Regions from separate parts of the Homo sapiens genome. Here regions 2 and 3 are each linked to region 1. Evidence: chromatin loops called from intact Hi-C (ENCODE). Cell type or tissue: gastrocnemius medialis. All regions are shown on one strand.

Evidence for each region. A loop is a pair of places that touch in the nucleus more often than their neighbours do. Peaks named below come from ENCODE experiments on the same cell type or tissue, not always from the same donor. Only the 100,000 strongest peaks of a DNase experiment are listed, where the experiment ranks them.
Region 2: a loop joins it to region 1, with 2.4 times the contacts of the local background. A loop is called at or near these places in 12 of 110 quality-filtered maps.
Region 3: it touches region 1 in a loop (2.8-fold over the local background); 42 of 110 quality-filtered maps call a loop at or near these places.

The regions. Positions count from the first base shown.
Region 1 is chr21:43,822,085-43,830,084 of GRCh38, forward strand. No RefSeq gene overlaps it. Among named protein-coding and RNA genes, the nearest start is that of AATBC, 14 kb to the left of the region's middle. In gastrocnemius medialis, a CTCF peak has its summit at 4,225 (motif pointing left); DNase peaks (open chromatin) are centred at 3,297, 4,347, 5,257 and 7,637; H3K4me3 peaks cover 448 bases; H3K27ac peaks cover 2,788 bases.
Region 2 is chr21:43,907,385-43,915,384 of GRCh38, forward strand. All of the region lies in intron 2 of AGPAT3 (1-acylglycerol-3-phosphate O-acyltransferase 3), which reads left to right. Among named protein-coding and RNA genes, the nearest start is that of AGPAT3, 46 kb to the left of the region's middle. RefSeq lists an enhancer at 988-1,489. In gastrocnemius medialis, a CTCF peak has its summit at 4,080; DNase peaks (open chromatin) are centred at 2,835, 4,136 and 4,857; H3K27ac peaks cover 4,232 bases.
Region 3 is chr21:43,925,105-43,933,104 of GRCh38, forward strand. The region is part of intron 2 of AGPAT3 (1-acylglycerol-3-phosphate O-acyltransferase 3); the gene reads left to right. Among named protein-coding and RNA genes, the nearest start is that of AGPAT3, 64 kb to the left of the region's middle. RefSeq lists enhancers at 1-801, 802-1,699, 6,953-7,453. In gastrocnemius medialis, a CTCF peak has its summit at 4,485 (motif pointing left); DNase peaks (open chromatin) are centred at 2,942, 3,847, 4,347, 4,737 and 2 weaker places; H3K4me3 peaks cover 1,177 bases; H3K27ac peaks cover 8,000 bases.

The DNA.
Region 1 (8,000 bases):
CAGTCTGGGAAGTGAGGAGCGCCTCTTCCCGGCCGCCATCCCGTCTAGGAAGTGAGAAGTGTCTCTGCCCGGCCGCCCATCGTCTGGGATGTGGGGAGCGCCTCTGCCCCACCGCCCTGTCTGGGATGTGGGGAGCGCCTCTGCCCGGCTGCGACCCCGTCTGGGAACTGAAGAGTGTCTCTGCCCGACTGCCACCCCGTCTGGGAGGTGAGGAGTGTCTATGCCCGGCCGCCCCGTCTGAGAAGTGAGGAGCCCCTCCGCCTGGCAGCTGCCCCGTCTGGGAAGTGAGGAGCCCCTCCGCCCGGCAGCCGCCCCGTCCAGGAGGTGGGGGGCAGCCCCCGCCCGGCCAGCCGCCCCATACGGGAGGTGGGGGGTGCCTCTGCCTGGCCGCCCCGTCTGGGAAGTGAGGAGCCCCTCTGCCCGACCACCACCCCGTCTGGGAGGTGTACCCAACAGCTCATTGAGAAGGGGCCATGATGACGATGGCGGTTTTGTCGAAAAGAAAAGGGGGAAATATGGGGAAAAGAAAGAGAAATCAGATTGTTACTGTGTCTGTGTAGAAAGAAGTAGACATAGGAGACTCCATTTTGTTCTGTACTAAGAAAAATTATTCTGCCTTGGGATGCTGTTAATCTATGACCTTACCCCCAACCCCGTGCTCTCTGAAACATGTGCTGTGTCCACTCAGGGTTAAATGGATTAAGGGCGGTGCAAGATGTGCTTTGTTAAACAGATGCTTGAAGGCAGCATGCTCCTTAAGAGTCATCACCACTCCCTAATCTCAAGTACCCAGGGACACAAACACTGCGGAAGGCCGCAGGGTCCTCTGCCTAGGAAAACCAGAGACCTCTGTTCACATGTTTATCTGCTGACCTTCCCTCCACTATTGTCCTATGACCCTGCCAAATCCCCGTCTCCGAGAAACACCCAAGAATGATCAATAAATACTAAAAAAAAATAAAAAAATAAAAAAAAGAAAATGAAGGATGGAGCCATGAGCTGAGGAATGTAGGCAGCCTCTAGAATATAGAAAAAGCAATGAAACTGATTCTGTCCTATAGCCTCCAGAAGGAACATAACCCTATTGACACCCTGATTTCAGCCCAGTAGTTGTGATTTTGGATTTCTCACCTCCAGAACTATAAGATAATAAATTCATGTTGTTTTAAGCTAAAAAAAAAAAAAGAGATGGGGTCTTGCGCCGGGCGTGGTGGCTCACGCCTGTAATGCCAGCACTTCGGGAGGCCAAGGCGGGCGGATCACGAGGTCAGGAGATTGAGACCATCCTGGCTAACACGGTGAAACCCCGTCTCCATTAAACATACAAAAAATTAGCCGGGCGTGGTAGCAGGCGCCTGTAGTCCCAGCTACTCGGGAGGCTGAGGCAGGAGAATGGTGTGAACCCGGGAGGCAGAGCTTGCAGTAAGCCGAGATTGCACCACTGCACTCCAGCCTGGGCAACAGAGCGAGACTCCATCTCAAAAAAAAAAAAAAAAAAGATGGGGTCTTGCTATGTTGCCCAGGCTGAACTCAAACTCCTGAGCTCAAGTGATCCTCCAGCCTCAGCTTCCGAGTAGCTGGGATCACAGGCGTGGGCCCCCGTGCCCGGCTCAGAGGGGCTTCTTGTAAGTTAGGAGCAAGTCCAGGCCTTCCCTCCAGATGTGGTTGAGCTGGAGCTCGGACCCACTGCCCCACGGGACCCCGGCCTCAGACCCAGGTGGCTTTGGCTACTCATCTTCAAGGCCCCAAAGCTCCTATTTCTGCTCCTTTTTATTTATTTACTTATTTTTTTGAGACAGGATGTCACTCTGTGGCCCAGGCTGGAGTGCAGTGGTGCGATTATAGCTCACTGCAGCCTCGACCTCCCGGGCTCAGGTGATCCTCCCGCCTCAGCCTCCCGAGCAGCTGGGACCCCAGGCGCAGCCACAGTATACCGGCCTCTGCTCTCTTCCATACAAGATGGAAGCAGCCGGGAGTGACACCTGCCCAAGTCCTCGTAGGTCTCCTCAGGTCCTGTTGGGTCGTCAGGGCTGAGGTCGGCTGAGGGTTGGGTGTTCACAGGCTGATTTTAGGCTGGGCCTGCTGACCACAGGGCCTGGGAGTGAACCCCATGTCCCCGAGGCCTCTTCCCTGGTCTCCATCCTATCCTCAGGTAACCTTGGCCTCTGCTTCATCTTGGATAAACTGTGGCCCCACAGAGGCCTCAGAAAGCAAAACCCTGCCCCTGGGAGGTTCTCGTCCCATTTCAGCTCCTTTTCTAATTCGGTGGTGAGACAGCAAAGCTGAGCCTAGAGTGGCTGTGCAGACAGGCCCCCAGCCAAAGGCCCTGGGTCTTCCAGCAGCTTTCGTTGTCACCGGGACCTGGCCTGCTCCCAAGGTTCCCGAGAGCAGTGGGGCTGTCCCCCACACCCAGGTCCCATCAGCGAGGCTGGGGGCTCCTCTCCCCTCGCTGATGGACGGGGAAGCCAGGCTCGCTTTCCTTCCGGGTCCTCGATTCTCGCTGGATCAACAGTGTCACAAGTCAGACTCCTTAAAACTGCTTTCCAAGGGAACCCAAAATATCTGTTTCTAGAAGTGTTGGCATTGAAGAGCTGGAGATGACTCACAGCCCAGCCAGTGTCTCCTCTTCCACACCCACACTGCTGGGTCTATTTCTAGACAGCTTGGTTGTGTGTGGAGTTCAGGGAACCTGGATCTTCCAGCATCTTGTCTTAACTGGAACGTTCCATCAGTGGTTCTGTCCAGAGTATCTAGCGAGCTGTTTACAGCCACTCCCCTGAAGCTCAGAGGCAATGATGAGCCCTCCCAGTGATCAAAGACAAAGTCACTTATGTTCCACATCATTGCCCCTTGCATTGATAGGTGTTTAAGTGCATCCTGGAGGTTTTCTGAGGCAGGCAGTTGGCGTATGGAAGTGGTCATCATGGAAGTCACACTCGTGTTTGTGCTGCTTTCAGGAGGCCTTCGTCCCAAGCCCTGCACCCCACCCTGGCCATAATGCTTAGTGTCACCCCCATCCCTGGGGCAGGAAGCCAAGGGCCAGAGTAGCCCCTGCCTGTGAGCAGTGAGGGGCTGTCCAGTGCTTTCATTCAATCCATCCCAGTTTTCTCGTCAACAAAGTGAGGATGAGAATGCCTCAGAATCACAATGCTTACCTTTCAGGGTTGTTTTGAGGAGTAAGAGATGACACACGAGCAGGGTGCACACAGCAGGCACTCCATGTGTGCAGGGATCAGCGTGCACACAGCAGGCACTCCATGTGTGCAGGTCCCTCCTCCTCCTGGATGTTTATCAAGCGCCTCCCTGACAGTGCCCCGTGTTCGCTGCAGGCGCCGTGCCCAATGGGGAGAGGCCCCTGGATCGAGTCCGGGTGGGTGCGGCTCCACCTCTTCCAGCTCCAGACCAGGAAGAGCCTCTCAAGCTGCTTTTCAGGGCCATGTGGAACGGAGGCTGGTGCCACTGTCTGATGGCTCAATGGCTGCAGACCATCGGCTATGTCTAAATCCATAAAAGTCCTAAATGAGCTAACAAACCATTCATGAGATCTTTTCCATCCTCCTACTGGACACGCGTATTTCCACGAAGACCCGGAAGGCCCGTTAGAACTCGGAAACGGGCTGCTCTAGGTTGGGTTCTGGAAGATGGCGTCAGGAGCTCCGGCCTCAGCCCCAGCCTGCAGCCTCCTCTTCCTAGCCAGGACCCTCCGGCACCACCACAGCCCTCAGCAAATAGCTGTCCTTGGCTGCCCCTCGGGCCTGGGGTGGTCCCCTTGGAGGAAGGACCTGGGAGAGGCTCATGCAGACCCCAGAGGCCGGCTGGGGTCTTTGGGCAGAGAAATCTCTGTCTGGGGCCCTGGAATGTGGTCTAGAAGGTGAGGGTGGGGGCCTCTGGGCGGAAGTTCCCTGGGCCCTGCGACCGCCCTGCCCTCCGGGATGGGGGTCCCTCTCACGTGTCCTCTCACAGCCTGGGTCTCCAGGCCCCGCCATGGGGAGATCAGCTTGGCAAAGGCACACCCAGCGCTGCACCTCCTGGCCCCCGGAGCTTCACCTGGAGGTTAGGGCAGAACTTTGTCCATCAGGAACTGGGGGTTCAGCCGTCTCCACCCCTCCCCATCCTGCCCTGGGAGCAGCTGTCCCCAGGCTCAGGGGCTCCTTTGGCCTCTTGGCAGGGTTCTCAGGGGCACCAGCAGTGAGCTGCCCGCAGTACCCAGTGGTGCCCAGCAGGGAGGTGGCCCCTGCCACCCACTGGCTTACTTGGCCACAGTGAGATGTCCCCATGCAGGATCCCGCACTAGCTCGGCTTGCTGAGAACCCGGCCAAGGCAGGTATCAAATACGGTAACCCGAGAAGAGAGGAATTTCGACAGCCCCGTACACAAGGAGAGCATGATCCAGCACCCGGCGCCAGGTCTGCTCTGACGGCACGGCCAGAACAGCGGGTCCCGCACGTTCCCGCTCATGGAAATCCAGCGCCCAGCGCCACATCTCTGACTGCAGGGCCAGGACGGTGGGTCCCGCACGTTCCCGCTCATGTGGAAAGGCTACACCACTTAGTAGAAGAGGGTTTTATCACAGAAGCTAGTGCTAAGGGGACTGCAGCGTGACCGCCATCCCTCATCTTGTTTGCTCACTGTGTGCGCCAGCACAGACCCTGCCGACCCGCTGTGGACACACTGAGGAAGGGGCGTGGGGAGGCCGGAGGAGACAGGAGCCCTCCCACCACGCCCCTCCCCTGGCACAGGGCTGCATTTGCCCTCAGCCTCCAACTTAGGGCTGCACAGAGGGGCAGAACTGGGGGTGCTGAGGTCCAGGATTGGGAGGGGCTTAAAGCCTGAGAGGAGAAGAGAAGGAGAAGCAGCAAATTAGCACAAGGTGGCCCAGGAAGGGGACCAGGAAGTGACCGTGTGAGGTGGCCGTGTCCACCCACTGCTAGGGTCAGATCCCTGGGCCGGATCCTGAGCTGCCCTCTGGAGAAGGCAGCCCTCCAGGCCTAGGCATCCCTGGGCTTCCCCAGGGCGAGCAGAAGCAGCTGGGAAGCCTGTCCCACGGGAGGGACATCACAGGGCCCTTAAGCCGAGAGAGATGCATCTGGGTGTGGGGGGTATGGGGTGGGGTCTCGGTTGAGCAGCAGTTCAGGGAGGGCCGCAGCAAGCTCAGCCGGCACCAGCTACGCGGGAGGCTGAGACAGAAAGAATGAGTCGCTGGAACCTGGGAGGCAGAGGCTGCAGTGAGCCAAGATCGCGTCATTGCACTCCAGCCTGGGCGACAGAACAGTTCTCCGTCTCAAAAAAAAAAAAAAAATTTTACAGTGATTGGCTGGGTGCGGTGACTCATGCCTGTAATCCCAGCACTTTGGGAGGCTAAGGCGGGCAGATCGCTTGATCCCAGGAGTTCGAGACTAGCCTGGGCATCATAGCAAGACCCCATCTCTACCAAAAAAAAAAAAAAAATACAAAAATTAGGCAGGTGTGGTGGCATTCATCTGTGGTCTCAGCTACTCTAGAGGCTTAGGTGTAAGGATGGCTTGAGCCTGGGAGGCAGAGGTTGCAGTGAGCTGAGATAGTACCACTGCACTCCAGCCTGGGCACGACAGAGTCAGACCCTGTCTCAATTTAAAACATTATTAAAAACAAAACAAAAAAATACAGTGATGACCGGGCGTGGTGGCTCACGCCTGTAATCCCAGCACTTTGGGAGGCTGAGGTGGGCAGATCATTTGAGGTCAAGAGTTCGAGAACAGCCTGGCCAATGTGGTGAAACCCCGTCTCTACTAAAAATACAAAAATTAGCTGGGTGTGGTGGCTCATGCCTATAATCCCAGCTACTTGGGAGGCTGAGGCAGGCAGATCATTTGAGCCCAGTGGTTCAAGACCAGCCTGGGCCAACAGCAAGACCTCAACTCTACAAAAAATATAAAAATTAGGCCAGGTGCTGTGGCTGGCTGGGCATGGTGGCTCACACCTGTAATCCCAGCACATTGGGAGGCCGAAGTGGGTGGATCAGCTGAAGTCAGGCACTCAAGACCAGCCTGGCCAACATGGTGAAACCCCGTCTCTACTAAAAATACAAAAATTAGCTGGGCGTGGTGGCGCATACCTGTAATCCCAGCTACTCGGGAGGCGGAGGCTGGAGTCTCCCTTGAACCTGGGAAGTGGAGGTTGCGGTGAGCCGAGATGAAACCACTACACTCCAGAGAGTGTGACTCTGTCTCAAAAAAAGAACAAAAGAAAGGACACAGCAAGAACCATAAAAGAAAATTGGATATATTGGACTTCATCAAAATTGAAAAGTTCTGCTTATTAAGAGACATCATTACAAAATAAATAGACAAGCCATAGACTGAGAGAAAAATATTTGTAAACTACACATTTGTCAATAAAAAGAAAAACAAGGCAACTAAAAATGGGCAAACAATCTGAACAGGCACGTCACGAAAGATGGCACACAGATGGCCAATAAGCACGCGAAACAGTGCTTGACATCATCAGACACTGAGGAAATAAAAGTTAAAACCACATGAGATATGTCATCAGAAAGGCTAAAGCTAAAATGATGGGGTGTTTAGCTGTGGTGGAGGCCCCTGGAATCCCTGCTGCACACTGCAGGTGGGTGTGTAAATGGTACAATCCCTTTGATACAAGATCTGGCAATTTCTTATAAAGCTAAATATACAACTACCCTATAACCTAGCAACTGCTCTACTGAATTTTTATGGAGAGATGGGGCATGGTGGCGTGTGCCTGTAATCCCAGGCTTGAGGCAGGAGAATCACTTGAACCCAGGAGGTGGAGGTTGCAGTGAGCCGAGATCACACCAGCCTGGGTGAAAGAGCAAGACCTTGTCTCAAAAAACAAAGAAACCACAAACAACGCCCCCCCCCACCCCCAAAACACCTGTACTCAAGTGTCAAGATTTGATAAAACTGATACTTCCAGGCCATCAAGCACGTCAGGTGTTTGGTGATGAAGGATCCGATGTCCATTAGTAGAGCTTGGGGCCATGGCCTTGATTTGTGCTAAGACACCAGCAGTTTAAAAGCACACTGTGGTAAAATACACATTTACCATCCTGCCCATGTTTAGGGGTCCCATTCGGTGGCACTAAGAGCACCCACATTGCTGTGCAACTTCACCACCCCGGAGCTGCTTCAGCTTTCCAAACTGGAACTCCGTCCCCATGAAACACTCCCTCCCCACCCCCCGCCAGCACCTACGCTTCACCTGCTGTCTGTGTGGGTCAGACTCCTCTAGGGACCTAAGTGGGGTCACACAGCATTTGGCTCTCGTGCCTGGCTTCTTTGAGCGTAATGTCCCCACATGTCAGAATTGCCGGCACCCCCGGCTTTACCTGCCATTGCTTCTGTACCATCGACAGTGCAAATGTGAGTCCCATAACAAAACATCTCGAGGAACATCTCAGTCTTGCCATGAAAATAGTTCGGATCTCCCAGACCCCCCAGGGCATCAGATGAGTCCACACAGGAGAACCCCACACCCCGTGGCCTCTACCCGCAGACACAACTGAGGTTATCACCACACTTCTACTCAAACGGGAACATTCTCCACAAAGCCACAGTGCTGGCGCCACACTGAGGAAATTCACAGCAGTGTCTTTCTGTTGGAGCCCAATATCCAGTCCACACTCAGGCTCCCAGCTGAGCCAGCGTGTCACACGCGGTGTTCTTCCAAACCAGCGCCAAGACTCACGCTCTCCTTGGCCGCGGGTTTCTTGTCCCTGTTGTGGCAGAAGCCCCCAGCCCTCCCCACTTTTCCTCCTCCGTGACAGTTTGAGGACACTGACTCGGAAGAGAAGGCACACCCAGGGCACAGCCCTCCCCAGTGCTCCTGAAACAGGCAGTGCTGTCTACAGCAGGCGTCTCGGCAGCGTGGAGACAGAAGTCACCTGGCTGCCGGCTTCCATCTCGGATTTGGTGCTGCTTTGGGTGATGGACGTGGAGAGGGAACCCCAGTGTCAGCGGTGCCTGTGACCCTCAGGCAACGTG
Region 2 (8,000 bases), 85 kb after region 1:
TTCTCTGTATCTATTACACTTTAACAAAAAGTTTCCCATAAAACTGTGCCATACCAGGTACGGTGGCTCACACCTGTAATCCCAGGACTTTGGGAGGCCGAGGCAGGCGGATCACGAGGTCAGGAGATCGAGACCATCCTGGCTAACACGGTGAAACCCCATCTCTACTAAAAATACAAAAAATTAGCTGGGCGTGGTGGCGGGCACTTGTAGTCCCAGCTACTCGGGAGGCTGAGGCAGGAGAATGGCGTGAACCCGGGAGGCGGAGCTTGTGGTGAGCCGAGATCGCGCCACTGCACTCCAGCCTGGGCGACAGAGCGAGACTCCGTCTCAACAACAACAACAACAAAAAAACCGTTCCATATAAGCTTCCTAAGAGCTTGCGTTTTCGGTTTCATCTGATTCCCTCTGTGAAAAATACGGGCTTCTACAAAACAGCAGACTCAAAAAGCAACAACAACCAAACCCCCAAACCCAGCAGACCGATACCATGTTAAAGCCACACGTTTGTCGATTCCCCTGCTCGGGTGTTTGCGCGCCCTCTCCGTCGCACGGCTCCGTGTGCTGGAGACCCCACGGGACCGAGTAGTCCCCACCCTCGTGGAAGCATGTTCCCGTAATAGCAGAGCAAAGGGATGATGGTCTTCGGAGGAGGGCGCTGGCTCAGGCACCCCAGGGACGCTTTCTCTTTCCGTGTGCTGGAAGACCTGAATGCTTCAGAGCCTAAATTATGTGGGAAAAACGTGTGTGTGTTCCAAAGCTGGAGTGAGATTTCCAAGGCTTGTATGAGGCACTTGGCAAGCTTCACTTGTGCCCTAAAGCACAAAATACCAGGGCTTGGGGTGAATTTGGTGATATCCAGAGCTGGCAGCTTTGTTGGGGCTGGTCACTCCCCAGCCCTGAGGACTCTGGGGAAGGAATGCCTGTCGTGAGCGGAACCAGCCAAGTTCACACATGGCCACCTGCCAACCTGACCTGTGTGTTGAGCCCCGGCCCTTCTCGATCAGAAAGGAGGTGTCCCGATCAGGGGGAGCACATGGGCTGGGAACTTGTGGAACCCGGTGTGTATGACTCGCTCCGTGATTCATAACAAGGCATTTGCTTTCCTGGGCCTTGGTGACCTGTCTGTGAAATGGGCACAGGAGCCCAGCTCTTGCATAGACAGAAGGTGAGGGCATGGGGTAGGGGGAGTGGAGCCGTGGGTGCGGCACTAGAAGGATGAGAAAGGACCTATGGCCTCCAGCTCCGGGTTCAGGGCTGTGTCCAGGTTCAGGGGACTGTGAAATGCCAGCAGCTTCTAAAACCTTTGGGTTCTTTAAGAAAAGGCTAATTGCAGAGGATGCTCACTGATGAGGGCGAGGATCAAAGCCCGTGCTGCGTCAGCGTGGTGGCCTGCCAGCTCCAGGCTGCAAAAGTCCCTCGTCATTTCATTTCCTTCCATCCCTGTGGAGCGAACCCTGTTGTTTGCATTTTTTGGATGAGGGTACAGGCTCAGGCTCAGCTCACACGGTCCCCGGATGCCCCTGCTGTGCTCCGAGGTTGGCCTGCGTCTTTTGCTCCTGGGTCCTTACGTGCCCTGTCACAGCCAGCCCTGCCCTGGAGAGAGAGGCCACTGGGAAAAACCCTGAGAGCAGGCGGGCCTCACCTGAATAGGACTTCATTCGTTGATTTTAATTTTTACTTACTATTTTTTTTCTTTGTACAACAAACATTGTCTGATAAGGGACTTCACTCTTCCAACTTCAAGAAAGGCTCCTCCCGGGTCTGGGTGCTCCAAGGGCCCCATTGGGCCGATCCTCTGACATCACTTGGTGTGGCTTCCTCGGAAGCTACAGGCCCCTCGGTCCATGGCCCCTTCACGGCAGGCAGTGGACTGGCCGGCGGTGGGCCACTCATTTTTCATACACATTTTTTTTTTTTTTTTTTTTTGAGACGGGGTCTCACTCTGTCGCCCAGGCCGGAGTGTGGTGGCGTGATCTCGGCTCACCGCAAGCTCCGTCTCCCGGGTTCACGCCATTCTCCTGCCTCAGCCTCCCGAGTAGCTGGGACTACAGGCGCCTGCCACCATGCCCGGCTAATTTTTTTGTATTTTTAGTAGAGATGGGGTTTCACCGTGTTAGCCAGGATGGTCTCGATCTCCTGACCTCGTGATCCACCTGTCTTGGCCTTCCAAAGTGCTGGGATTCCAGGCATGAGCCACTGTACCCGGCCTTTTCATACACATTTGAAGAGGACTTTAAAGTGTTCTTGAGTCTTTCCTGGATAATGAAAGGTATCCCGACGGTGCTGTTCCATCATATTTGTCTCAGGTCTCGTCTCTCCTTGCTCTGCCCTCGTTGCAGGAGAGCCTGGCTCCCAGGCCTGCAGGCCGGCTGTGGATCTCCGAGAAGCCACTGGGTGGGACTTTGTTCTCTGCTGCAGGGGGAAGCTGTGAGGGAGCACTGGGCCCCCGCCCTGAGCATTAGTACACCGTCCTGCAGGGTCTATCTGAACGCTAGCCCGGTGGGGAGGGGGGCCCAGGCCTCATCATGGAGAGGGTGGTGGTGAGGAGTAAGCCCCCAGGTCTGCACCAGGGTGCCCCAGGACACCCTGGACTGGGAGTTTAGGAGACCTAGGACGCATCCTGGGGAAGTGAGGCAGGTGTGTGGTGTCTTGTTCTTTCCGGGTTAAAACCCACAGCGTGACCCGTGGCTGGGATCCCCCTGTTCGTGAGTTCTCAAGGAAGGGGAGCCTGCAGGGTGTGACTCACACCTATCTCAGGAACACAGAGGACAGAGAGGGATGGAGACGGCCTCCCTCTGTGCTCCTGGCCTCTTTCTGGGGAGTGCGTGTTCAGCCCTGATGGCAGCCAAAGGTTTGTGCCAGGCTGGTCCTGCGCCCGTGAGAGGGTGCTGGTCTGCAGAGATTGGTGACAGATGCCCTGGAGGAGGGGAGTGGAGCCACAGGTGTCTCCCAGCGGCTGTGGCCGCGCGTATTGCCAGCAGCAGTCTAGGGTCCTAATACAGTGAGGTGAAGGAGGAGGTGAAGTGCTAATACAGTGAAGTGAATTAGGTGAAGTCCTAATACAGGTGAATTAGGTGAATTAGTGAATTAGGTGAATACAGGTGAATTAGTCCTAATTAGGTGAATTAAGTGAATTAGGTGAAGTCCTAATACAGTGAGGTGAAGGTGGAGCGGAGGGCCGAGGAGGGCCGGCCTTCCCTCTGGAAGCAAGTGTGCTGTATGCCCACGGGGGACTGGAGGAGGTGGGTGTTCCGGTCACTGCAGTTCTTACATCTTTGCTGTGTGTGGGAGGAGGAATTATCTTTGTGCTCTGAAGTGTGATGTATATGAGGGGAGAGCAAAGGGCTCAGACTTTGATCTGCCAAGCTGTGTCTCGTGAAGTCAGGTATTCTGCAAGGGAAGCTTTTTTCTTAAGAAACAAATCTCATCAGTGTTCAGGACAAGGCTGTACTGTTCCAACCACCGCAGAGATGGAGGGTTGGAGGTTAAGGCGCACAAGTTAATTTTCCATTTGATATTTATGTTTTCATTATAAAAGTAATACATGCCTATGAAAATTAAACACAGAGCCAAATCTAATAAATAATTAAAATTGCATTCTTTACTCCATTCCACATCCCACTCCGTTTCCTGGAGGGAACCACTGTAAGCGGTTTGTGGTTTATCCTTCTAGAGTTTATAAAAAATACACATAAGAACATACATACACCGACAGAGTTTCCAAAAATGCACCTACGTGTCATGACATCTCTCTGCAAAACCTGACTTTAATTTGTCTTGGAAAACTTTTACTACACATAGATCTACTTCATTTAAAGAAACACTTCCTCTTTTATGCATGTTCTAAAGAGATACCTGTAGGCACACACACACATGTGCATTGTAAGAACTGTCCGTGTGATAGTTTTGGAGCACAGTTACCTGATTATCAGTCTACTAGAACCCGAGTGTGCTTTAAAGACTTGAACTGTGTTTGTGTGATTTGGAAAGTGTCCTAGAGCTGCGCTCTTATATTGAGGGGCTGGGCAGGGTCAGAAGCAGCCTGTCCAGGCCAACGCAGCGAGGCCTGTCTGGGAAGATTGCAACACTGGCCCTCACAGCTCCCTGGTCTCTGGGTGACCCCGCCTGGCCCAGATGCCGCCTCGCTGGAAGGCAGACTTTGCCTCCTGCCTGCTCTTTCTTTCTGTCTGTCTGGTGCCGTTCATAAGTTCATAAAGGTGGCAAGGAGGCCCTAGGTGCTCCGTGGCCTGGGCTGCAGACTCCTTTTCCACTCTGGAGCTGCTGTGCTCTGGAACATCCCACACGGGGTTCCTCCCATTGGAACACAGGTAAAGGGCTCTATGCATGCACATTTCTGCGTGTTTTATTGACCGGGTCATCTGTGTTCATTAGCTAGCAGCTCCCCTGCAGTCCTCTGAAGTGCAGGCCAGCAGAGACGGGGGCGGTGGCTTTCGTCTGACCATGCCTAGTCACGAGGCTGCTGTGTGTCTGTGCGTGTGTCTTCTCTCAGACACTGCCTGCCTGGCACCCCCTTACCTCTTGGTGAATGTAATTCAAAGCAAAGGCTGCCCCTGGAGCTTCCAGGCTGGGCCCCAGCGCATCTTGCTCTGCTGGTTTGGCATTAGGTCAGGGGTCCTGGTGGAACTCCACGGACTCATGGGCATGGTGGCACTGGGAGCCTAGAGGTATCTTAGTCGTCCTCACAGGCTCAGCTTGAGCATTGCCGTAAGTGTTCATCTCAACACTTCCATGTGAATTGGAATCAGGAGGTGTGTCCATGGCAACACGTGGGCCCGAGCTGGATGGGACCACTGTGTGCCTTCAGTCCAGCCTGCCAGAGTGGCAGAGGACGATGCCGGGGCCATGGGGCAATCCTGGCACGCGAGCAAAGGGTGGGGCACATGTGAGCCACGTCTCCTTTTATCGTGGCCTTGTCTCCCTTCCTCATCTCTCCCAAGTGAGGATGAATTTCTCCTGAGGAAGGCGCTGGCCATGGCGCAGACCTAGCGAGGATGGCAGGCAGCCCCCGTGGGCACCAGGGGTGCTCTGGCCATGGCCAGGAACTTGTGGATTTTCCGTGCAGATGATTGTGTTATGTCCAAATGATGAAAGCTTGCTTTGTTCTTTCCAATCTTTGTTTCTCTCCTTTACTCGTCCTATGCCAGTGGCTGCAGGAAGTGCCCTGAGGAACGGGGCCTCATGCCTACTTCTTTCTTAATCAGTGGTGCGTGGCCATGGACTTCAGCATCTGCTTTTCCTGAGTCTAAATGCAAATCATCCTGTTGCTTTTCTCCTTTTATCACTTATCGTCAATAGTCCTGTTAATTGGTCTTCTATAGTAAACCATTCCTGTGTCCCGGGATAAACCATATGTGGTCATGATGTTTTGGTAAAGTTCTGGCTGGAGTCAGTTTGCAAATGTTATTTACTGTGGGTATTCCATCGCTGTGCATGCACGAGGCTGGCCTTTAACTACAGGGCACTCTGCCTTGTCCCTGACGGTTGCTGCGGTGCCTCCGGTGTTTGCCCAGCGAGTGAAATGCTGACTGTGGCCTGTGAATGAGCACCTCACTGGAAGTTCAGTGAATGTGTTCTCCTCGGAGAGGCAGACATTGAGGACGTGTAATATTTAGTACTGGCCCCTGCTTTACTGAGTGTTTTTATTGGGAAGCAGGGTTGAATTTTGTTGTGCTGCCTGTCAAGCCTTCTTGTTAAGGAATCAGATGAACTTTGTTAGTCAATTTCCTCATAGCAAACCATCCTTGCATTCATGAAACAGATCCACATGGTCATCATGTATGTGTTGACTTTTTAATGTGCTGTTAGCCCTGTTTGCTAAATTTTAAAGAAATTTTTGCATTCATAGTCATATGAAGAGCAGTGGTTCTCAAACCTATGGGCAGTTTACACTCTTAAAAAATTACTGAGGGCCTGGTGTGGTGGCTCATGCCTATAATCCCAGCACTTTGGGAGGCCGAGGTGAGCTCAGAAGTTTGAGACCAGCCTGGGCAACATGGTGAAACCCCGTCTCTATAAAAAAATACAAAAATTAGCCAGGCATGGTGGTGCACGCCTCTAGTACCAGCTACTTGGGAGGCTGAGATGGGAGGATCACCTGAGCCCCAAAGGTGGAGGTTGCAGTGAGTTGAGATCACCCCACTGCACCCCAGCCTGGGTGACAGAGCGAGACCCTGTCTCAAAAAAAATTATTGAGGACCCCAAAGAGATTTTGCTTTTGAGTTGCGGCTATTGTGGTCCTTAACTGGGGTGACTCCCTTTGTCCCTTGGCGGACATTTGGCAATGGCAGGAGATGTTTTTGGTTGGCAGCTGCTGGGAGACAGTCACTCCTGCATCAAATGCACAGAGACCAGGGAGGCTGCTGAATCCCGCAGGGCACAGCCGGCCCTGCAGCAGAGTTATCCCATCCAAAATGCCAGGAGTACCGAGGTCGAGAGACCTCTAATATGGTGTTGATATACACTAGGTAAGAAATTAACAGTGAGAACATTAAAAAATATTTAATAATTCATTTCAAAGTCCAATGCATACAAAAAAGTATTTTTTTTCCTGTGTCCTGGGATAAACCAGCTTTTGTAAGGAAAACCCATAGTTTCCAAAATTAGTAAGGACAGTGGCCCTGTTTTCTATTTTTATCAGTCTCTTTGATGTCTGACCTCAGAGGCCACGGCTGACGTCTCTCTGCCTCTGCAGGCAGCCTGTTGCTCTGTGTCGTGGTTGAGGCTCATAAAGAAAATTATGCTGCACAAGGCTATGCGCTCATGAAGAAGGCTGTTGGAACCCCCCTGCCTGCGAGGCCTGGGGCCCCCTGGGGTCCTTACGCCACAATTTGAGATGGTGATTTAGACAAATTTCCTTCTTCCCTTCCCTCTGCACTCTTTCTCCTTGTGAATTTTATGTCAGTGTTGCTTCATTAAAGGGATTGGGACGTCTTCCTTCTTTATGTTCTGGGAAAGTTTAATTAATGTTAAAATAGTCTATTCTTATAGGATTTGTAGAATTCACTTGTGAAATCATCTGCCTTTGGTACTTTTGTTAGAGGTAAATTTTAAAAAACTGTTTAATAGATATTTTAATTATTTTTATTTAAAAATTTTTTAAAATATGAGATTCCATGTAGAGGTTTTTTTTGTTTTGTTTTGTTTTGTTTTGTTTTGTTTTAGAGCTGAAGTCTCAATCTCTTCCCAGGCTGGAGTGCAGTGGTGCGATCTTGGCTCACTGCAGCCTCGAACTCTTGGGCTCAAGCAGTCCTCCTGCCTCAGCCTCCCAAGTGGCTGGTGTGCCCCACCACGCCCAACTAATTTTTAAATTTGTTGTAGGGATGGGGGTCTTTCCATGTTGCCCAGGCTGGTTTCGAACTCCTGGTCTCAAGTGATCCTCACAGCTCGGCCTCCCAAAGCACTGTTATCACAGGCCTGAGCCACCGTGCCCAGTACTCAGATATTTTAATTCTGTAAAAACAAGTCTTTCTTAATTCTATAAAATTCTATAAAGATAGTTCTGTTTAAACTATCTTTTCCATGGCCACACTTTATAATTAATTTTTCTCCTAGTAAATTATCCATTTTATCTAGATTTCAAAATTTATTTGCATAGAGATATGCAATTATTTCTGTGAGTTTTTAAAAAATGTATTTTATTTTGATGATTATTTCCTCTTTTGTTTTTTTGAGATGGAGTCTTCCTCTGTCACCCAGGCTGGAGTGCAGTGATGCAGTCTTGGCTCACTGCAACCTCCAAGTTCAAGTGATTCTCCTGCCTCAGCCTCCCGAGTAGCTGGGATTACAGGTGCGCGCCACCATGCCCGGCTAATTTTTGTATTTTTAGTAGAGATGGGATTTTACCATGTTGGCCAGGCTGGTCTCAAACTCCTGAGCTCAAGCAGTCCGCCCTCCTCAACTTCCCAAAGTGCTGGGATTACAGGCATGAGCCACTGCGCCTGCCCCCCAGCCCTGTTTTCTTATTTTGTATATTTTTA
Region 3 (8,000 bases), 100 kb after region 1:
GGGAAGACGGCCACGGTGCCCACCCTGGCAGGACTCTCTCCCCTCGCTGGCGCTGGCTCAGCTGCCGTGAGCGGCCGTAGGCACTGTCCCGGGCCCTCCTGTGGTTGCTCCCAGCCATGCTGCTGGCTGCTTCTGCCGTCCTGGCTTGCAGAGACTCTGGGTCATGCGGGGAAGAGGGCAGAGTCCTCCTCCCTGCTCAGGCAAGAGAGGATCCAGCAAGATTTCTTCCTCCCCACCCTCCTGCCCCTCCCAGTCTGGGCAGCAGATAAAAGCCAGGGCCCCACACTTCTGCCACCTCCTGCTGCTCACACACTCCAGCCAGGGACCTGCCCCCGGGGTCCAACAAGGTAAGGACAGCGGGGCTGCCCCTGAGCAGAACTCTCTTTCTTCCCTGGCTGACTTTGAGGCACCTGAGTCATTGTGGGTAGACAAAAGGGGGAGGGAGAACGGGAGCTTGGGGTCCTGGTCTCAGACCCCATGCTGTCTCCAAGTCTGTGCCCTCTGGGCTGGACTCTTCCTCAGCCCCAGCCCCAGCGCCTCCAGCTCCGCTCTGTCCCCTCAGGGGGCATTGACCCCTTGTAGCCCCGTGGCTTGTTGCCCCTGCACCCCATAACCCTGTGTTGACTTGGGCACCTGTGACATTCATGCATCTGGCCTGCGCCTGTCTCCAGCGCCCACATTCCCACACAGAGCTCTGTCAGGACGTGCCACAGCAGGACTCCCAAGTCCATTCCACCTTCTCCGTCAGGGCAGGCCAATCCTCGTCTGCTGCAAATGTCCTGGGAGTAACAAACCCAGAGCTGGCCTCTCTGGTGTGGTGGCCGCCGGCGCCATGTAGCTGCCTGCCCAGGAGAAGCGGCGAGGCCCACGTGTGAGGCCCTGAGAGCTGGAAATAGGTACTGGATTTCAGTGTCCGATGGAGAAGTCTGTGATATTTTGGATATGTTGGATTAGGTAAAACACATCGTTAAAGTTAATTCCACTTTTCTCTGTGTTTTACTGTGGCCACTGGAGCATTCAGTGGTACGGTGGCTGCGGCTTGCCTTCTCCCGCTGGGTCAGCACCAGGGTACAGGTCATCTGTAGACTTTTGCCTGAGACACAGACGCCTGCTTGGGACATGGACTCCAGCTCCTCAGCCCTGTCCTCCAGCAGCGGTGAAATCTGGAGTGTTCTTGAGTAACGCACTGGCGCCAAGGGGGTGCTGAGCCTTCGCTCTGCCGTCCTTGGCTGAACAAGCTGTTTCTCTGGGGACCACGTCAGGTAACACGTAGGACAGCGGGGTGGTCCAGCAGGGAGGGCATGCGCATCTGTGTGGCAGGACTGGGGGTGATTTTATCCGGGATCCCCTGGGGTGGCCCAGCGTTGGCTCGGGTGTTTCATTCTCACAGAGAACAGGCAGCTTCAGGGGCCACGCGTGCACGAGAGGAGCCCCCAGCCCCCACGGCGCGTTCCTGGGTTTCCATGCTGCGGCATTTAAGAAAAGAGCTCTGTGTCGTGCTGCTGGGGTAGCTTCCGTGAGCTACGCTGGCCTTTTTTTTTTTTTTTTTTTTTTTTTTTTTAATAAAAAGGAGGGCTGGGCATAGTGGCTGATGCCTGTAATCCCAGCACTTTGGGAGGCCGAGGTGGGTGGATCACTTGAGGTCAGGAGTTCAAGACCAGCCTGGCCAACCTGGCAAAACCCCGTCTCTACTAAAAACACAAAAAGTTAGCTGGGCGTGGTGGAGCATACCTGTGATCCCAGCTACTTGGGAGGCTGAGGCAGGAGAATTGCTTGAACCCGGAGAATTGCTTGAACCCAGGAGGTGGAGGTTGCAGTGAGCCAAGATTGCACCATCTCACTCCAGTCTAGGCGACAGAGGAAGACTCTGTCTCAAAAAAAAAAAAAAAAAAAAAAAGAGACAGGGTTTTGCCATGTTGCCTAGGCTAGTCTCAAACTCCTGATCTGCCTGCCTCAGCCTCCCAGAGTGCTGGGATTACAGGCATGAGCCACCAGCCAATACCAGATTTGAACAGTGGTCAGTCCTGGGGATGGAGACGGGGTGAGGGCTGAGCATTCCCTTCTGACCATGTACCTCGTCTTGGTTTAAAATTTTTACAGCAAGGTGTATTACTCTCTTTTATAAAATATCATTAATTTACAAAATCTTGTATTTTTAATTTTTGTGGGTACATAGTAGGTATATATATTTATAAATTTACAAAATCTTTAAAAAAGAACCCCACAGAGTTAAAAGTTGGAGTGTTTTTTGCTTGAAATGTTCTATTGCAGCTGAAGGACTGGGTGGGTCTGTCTCCCCCAGGCTGTGAGGCTATCAGGGCTGGTGCTCCAGGTTGATTGGAGGGCTGAGTTTTTGTTTCTTCCCAGTCCATTGAGACCTGATTTTAGAAGTTAGCAAAAGGAAGCTCTGTGTCAAGTGCTCGGCACCTCTCTGCTCTTCCCGTCTTAAATTGCAGCAGGCTTCTTTCCAGCTAGAGGCTGAAGTGTTCTCAGCTGATGGGAAACCTCCTTTCCAGTGAAGATGTGAGATAAGCACTTTGGTTGGGTTTTGATCCTTGGCTCCTATCTGTGGGAGCAGTGACTTTGTGGTGAGATGGCCTGGGTTTTGAGTCCTGATTCTGCTACTGACTGGCTGTGTGGCTCTGGGCAAGCTGCTGAACCTCTCTGTGCCTCAGTCTCCTCATCTGTAAGGTGTAAGGGCTTCCATGAGGAGCAAATGTGTGGGGCCACAGAGCTGCCAGGTCAGGCCTGGCCTGCAGAGGGGCCTGGTGAGGGCGACCGACGTGCCTGGGGACAGGTACCCCAGCCTATAGGAGGCCACACAATTCAAGTTAGAACGCCTTGCCCCAAATTCTGGAACTCTTTCTGTTGGTGTTGGAGGAGAACACACCCTCCCTCTCCAAGGAGCTGGGCCTGTTGCATCCTGGCAGGGCTGACGTGGCACCTGCTGCCCCGTGCCCTGGGAAGCTGAACCAGCCGGACGCAGCTCCCGGACGCAGCAGAAACGGAATAACCACTCGGCCCACCGGAAGCTGTGATCCTTGCTGGACGTGGAAGTCTCCGCTGCACAATAAGAAGCGACGGTTTCAGGCAGGCCAAGGGCATGATGGTTTCAACTCCAGCCACAGGGGCCCTCTTCTCCGGGGCCTGCAGGTGTACCCCTGCCCTGAGTTCGACACGGCCACTGTTTTGAAAATGCCTGCTCAGAAACGCTGACACAGCGTTAAGGAATATACACACAGGCAAGGTGGCAAGCCCCGTCATTCCGGGGGGCAGCCGAGTTCTGTTTCCCCACCCCGTCACCCCGAGGGAGTGAAATAGGGTAAGGTTCACCAAGACATTCTGCAGATCAGCGTGGGCAGCAGCACTCTGGAGGGTTCAGTGCCTCCCGCCTGGGGACAGAGGCCTCTGCTTCTCCCGACCCGTAGGCTGCAGTGATCCATGCAGTTCACTGCTCTGTCTGAAGGTTTGACTTAGGTTTTAAGTGTTTTTACTCAGAGCAAGCTGATACATGCGCATTTTAGTAATCGTGATAATTGTTCCAACAGATTTCACGTCTGAAACTACATCTTGTTTAGAAATCACTTTCCATGTAGGAGTTTTCCTTCTGGGATGCATTTCAAGCTGGGGCACTCGCTACTGGAGACGTCATCGGATTTACTGAGGAGGGTGTGTTTGCGTGTGTTTGGCTACCTACGGATACTACAGATGAGGCGCTGTCTAATTTTGTTTCACAATGAGCTGAAATTTATCCCCACACCAATCCTCTTTTTGCCCTACGGAGTTTGTGCCTTGGCCCCACCCTAGGTGGCTCCGGCAGGTTCCTCAGCTGTGTGTACCCACCACCCCCACCTTGTCTGCACGTGACTGTGACTGACTTTAGGAGGCCACACAATTCAGGAAGCAGAGTGTGCCACCCTGGCCAGACATACCATATTTTGAAAACTCCGTGCGTTCTCGTTATTTCACTGTGAGGTGCCTGAGTGGCGGGGCCCCGATAGCCAGTCCCCTGTGACCTTCAGAAGGAGGCCACTGCTCCCGTAGTGGGTGCCTCATGCGGGTGGGGAGCTCTGTGTGCCCACCTTTCATGGAAGCAGGGCATGTACAGCCGTGTGGCGGCAGCAACAGCGTAAGATGGTTCCGACAGGCTCCAGAGCACAGGAGACGGGCCTGGCTCTGGGCCGCATGCGGGCTTGTGTGCTTTGTTTGGTTTGCATAGTAACCCGCGCCCTGTCCCCATGTGGATTGGAAGGACACTCTGTCAGCCGCTCCCTGCCATCACCACACACTCCTGGAGCCTCTGCCACCACGGCCCGTGCTGACCCCAGAGCGAGTCAAAGCCAGGAGCCTTCCCACGGTGGGACTTCTATTTTTATGTGTGTCCTTATTTGTTTATTGAAAGATGTGAAGGGCAAGTGGGATTGGCACACAGAACAAGACGGTGCCGCCTGCTGGCCACAGCAAAGCCACCTCCCCCGGTCGCCGCTGTCCTGGGCAAGGCCTGGTCCCTGCAGAACCGGACACGGCCTGCCAGAGCCAGTGTGTGTGGCAGGACAGGGGACACCTGCAGAGGCTTGGCCTGTGGATGCTGCTCCTTACTGGGATGGAGGGAGAAGACGCGGCCCACATTCCTCAGGCTGGAGGGTGGGCAGGATGGGCAGGAGCTGTGGGGCCCGTGAGTGCTGGGCCTTGACCCTCTCTGTTGAGGTCCTGCCTGTGTCACTGGCCTGGGGACAGCTCCCGCCTGGCTGAGTGCCGAGCTAAATCCAGGTAGACAGGTTGGTGAGATGGCGCTCCCAGCGAGCTCACAGTGTCTCATTAACCTCATAAATGCAGCGGACACTGGGCTGCAGGTGACAGACGCGTTCTCTGGAGCACCGACAGCCCAGGCGTGCCGGAGAGAGAGGACTTGAGTGACTGTCCTCCTGGAACCCAGGGTGCCTTGTCCTGGCACTTCTGTGTACATCATCCAGCCCCGTTTTCACGTTCAGGAAGTCACGAATCCACAGTGTCTTTGAAGAAAGTGGGGAATAGAGTTATCAACCGTCACTCCACGGAGAGTCTAAGGCAGAGAGAAGTTGGGTTCCCCTTCCACGGTTCCCTGCCCCCGGGGACACAGTTGTGGGAGGTCTCAGGGCAGAGACGCCGCACGGTGGGGTAGGGGGCTCTGGTGCCAATACCAATGCAGCCCGGTTCCCTGTCCTGGGCCTGCCAGTGACTTTGTGGTCCTGGGCAGGATTATTTTCAGAGGCAGTGGAGCTAGCGGGGCAGAGCTGTGCTGAGCGCTGAGGGATCATTTGTGTAAAGCACCTGCCACTGAGTGTGACCTCAGGGTTGCCCGTGCGACCTCAGCGTGGCCCATGGGACCTCGCTGTGGTGTGTCTCAGCAACATCATCTTTCTTACTGTCCCTGTTCTCTGGGCCTCTCTCAGACCTTGGGGACAGCAAGCTCTGCCCCGTGAACTCAGAGGCTGCAGCTCCTGATTGTGGGTGTCCACAGTGGGCAGGCCTGGCGGGGTGAGGGTGGGTGGGTGTTTCTGTCGGGATGAGGGGAAGGCGGGGATGAGGTGGGGGTGCACACCTGGGCTGAGGGGAGCAGAGGGAAGCAGGGCTTGCTGGCACATTCCCAGGGGGCTGCTGTAGGGCCAGTGTCCCCTCCTGGGGTGGCAGGAGGTGGCTCCTCACGGTGGCCGGGGTGGCCCACGGCAGGCCAGTGTGCGGTCCTCAAGCTGCTGGTGACAAACGCAAGGGGCCTGCTGCCCTGTCCCCTCGGGCGGGCGCCACTTCCTTCCTGCATGTTCCTGTTCCGCATTACAGATTGTTTTTATGGCCCCCACTACGTGAGATCCTGGGGCAGGGGCTGTGGGGGCTCTAGAGTGGGGGTGAACGCACGTCTGAGGCTCATCAGGGACTCAGCGTGGGGCCCTGGGGTGGGTTTGCCATTGCCTTTTCTCGAGGGCCCCGTGACTGGACAGCCCAACTGCTCTCCAGGTCAGTTTTCTTGTCCAGACCCGGGGTCAGGGCGGACACTGGATGAGGGGGAGTGTCAGTGAGGGAAACAGAGACCTTTTAGAAATGATGTCACACTGACACCTGTGTGCTGGACCTCCCACGTTCCCCGCATCTGGTGCTAGTGACGTCCCACTGCTGGGGTGAGGGAGGTTAATCACACCTGGAGTTTCGCTCGGTCACTGGCATGAGAAAGGAAATGTGGAATCTTCATGGGGTTTATCTGAAGAAAGATTTTATTGACATCCTAAAAACACTCTATTTTATGTTGTAGCTCTGAGGAGGCCTCCAGGAAATTGAATCAACATACTCGGTTCTTCTCTTTTAATATTTTTGAATAAATCATTAAGTTTTCATGTCCAGGGAAATAATCAGGAGATATTATATTCCTATGACATTTGTTTGGGCGATATGTTCAGATGAGCTTTGTTCTTCTTAACCTTGAAAAAGAGATGTGGAGGTAAAAACCGAAGAGCGACGTGGAGTAGGACGCCACATCGGCCCCGTTAGTGCGACTCCCAGGCAGAGAACTGCCGCGTGCTTCAGCTTTGATTGACACTGAGCATCCCCAGCCACCGGCACTGTCGTCAGTATTCAGACAGTGCAGCTCCCGTTCATCAGAAACACCACCAGAAGGGGATTTTGGCAGAGGTCTTATGCCAAAATCCATTATTTCAAAATAAGTAAAACCATGATTCTAAACATTCTAGGTTTGCTGTAAAGAGCATGATGAAAAGCTCCAGCTATCTCAATGTTCCATACAGGTTGAGGTTTTGTTTCCGTTCTGCTTTTTACCTGAAGAGGATCTCGTGTGTGTGTGTGTGTGTGTGTGTGTGTGTGTGTGTGTGTGTGTCTACCTACCTACTACCTATTTGTCATCTATCTATAATTGACAAAATATGATTGTGTATATGGAGTACCATGTGATCTATGTGTACATTGTAGAAAGATTAATTAAGCTAATTAACATAGCTATCAGCTCACCAACATCGTTTTTGGTGGTGTGGATGTTAAAAATCTATTCTTTCCCTGATTTTGAAACATGATACGTTATTGTTAACTGGTCGCCACGCAGCGCGGCCGATCACGAACACGTCCCTCCAGTCTAACTGAAACTGCTCCCTTTGATCAGCACCTCCCCTGCCCGTCCTTGCCCAAGCCCCCAGCCCCTGGTAACCACCGTGCTCCTCCCAGTTCTGGTGAGACCTCCGTTTCCGATTCCTCGTGTGAGTGAGGTCGTGCAGGACTTGTCGTTCTGTGACTGGCTGATTATCCACTTAGTGTCGGGTCTACCACGTTTGTCTGTGATGTTGCCAGTGACAGGACTTCCTTCTTCCTTATGGCTGAATAATAACACGGCGTTACGCACCGCACGCTCGCTATCCATTCGTCTGTTGGTGGGCACCTGGGCTGCCTCCATCGTGTGGCTGTTGGGGGTGATGCTGCAGTGAACATGGGCGTGCCGGTGTCTATTTGACACACTGATTTCAGTTCCTTTAGATACATACCCAGAAGTGGGATTGCCGGACCTTATGGTAGTTCCTTTTGTTTTCTTGAGACGGAGTCTTGCTCTGTCGCCCAGGCTGGAGTGCGATGGCACGGTCTCGGCTCACTGCAAGCTCCGCCTCTTGGGTTCAAGCGATTCTTTTGCTTCAGCCTCCCGAGTAGCTGGGATTACAGACGCCCGCCACCATGCCGGGCTAATTTTGTATGTTTAGTAGAGATGGGGTTTCACCATGTTGGCCAGACTGGTCTCGAACTCCTGACCTCAAGTGATCCACCCGCCTTGGCCTCCCAAAGTGCTGGGATTACAGGTGTGAGCCACCGCCCTGGGCCAGTAGTTCCATTTTTGACTTTTGGAGGCACCTCCAGATGGTTTGTGTAGTGGCCACACTGATTGACGCTCTCTCTCCCTCACAGCGTGCCAGGTGCCTTTTCTCTGCGTTCTCGTCAACACCTGTTACATTCGTCTTTTTGATAATAGCCAACTG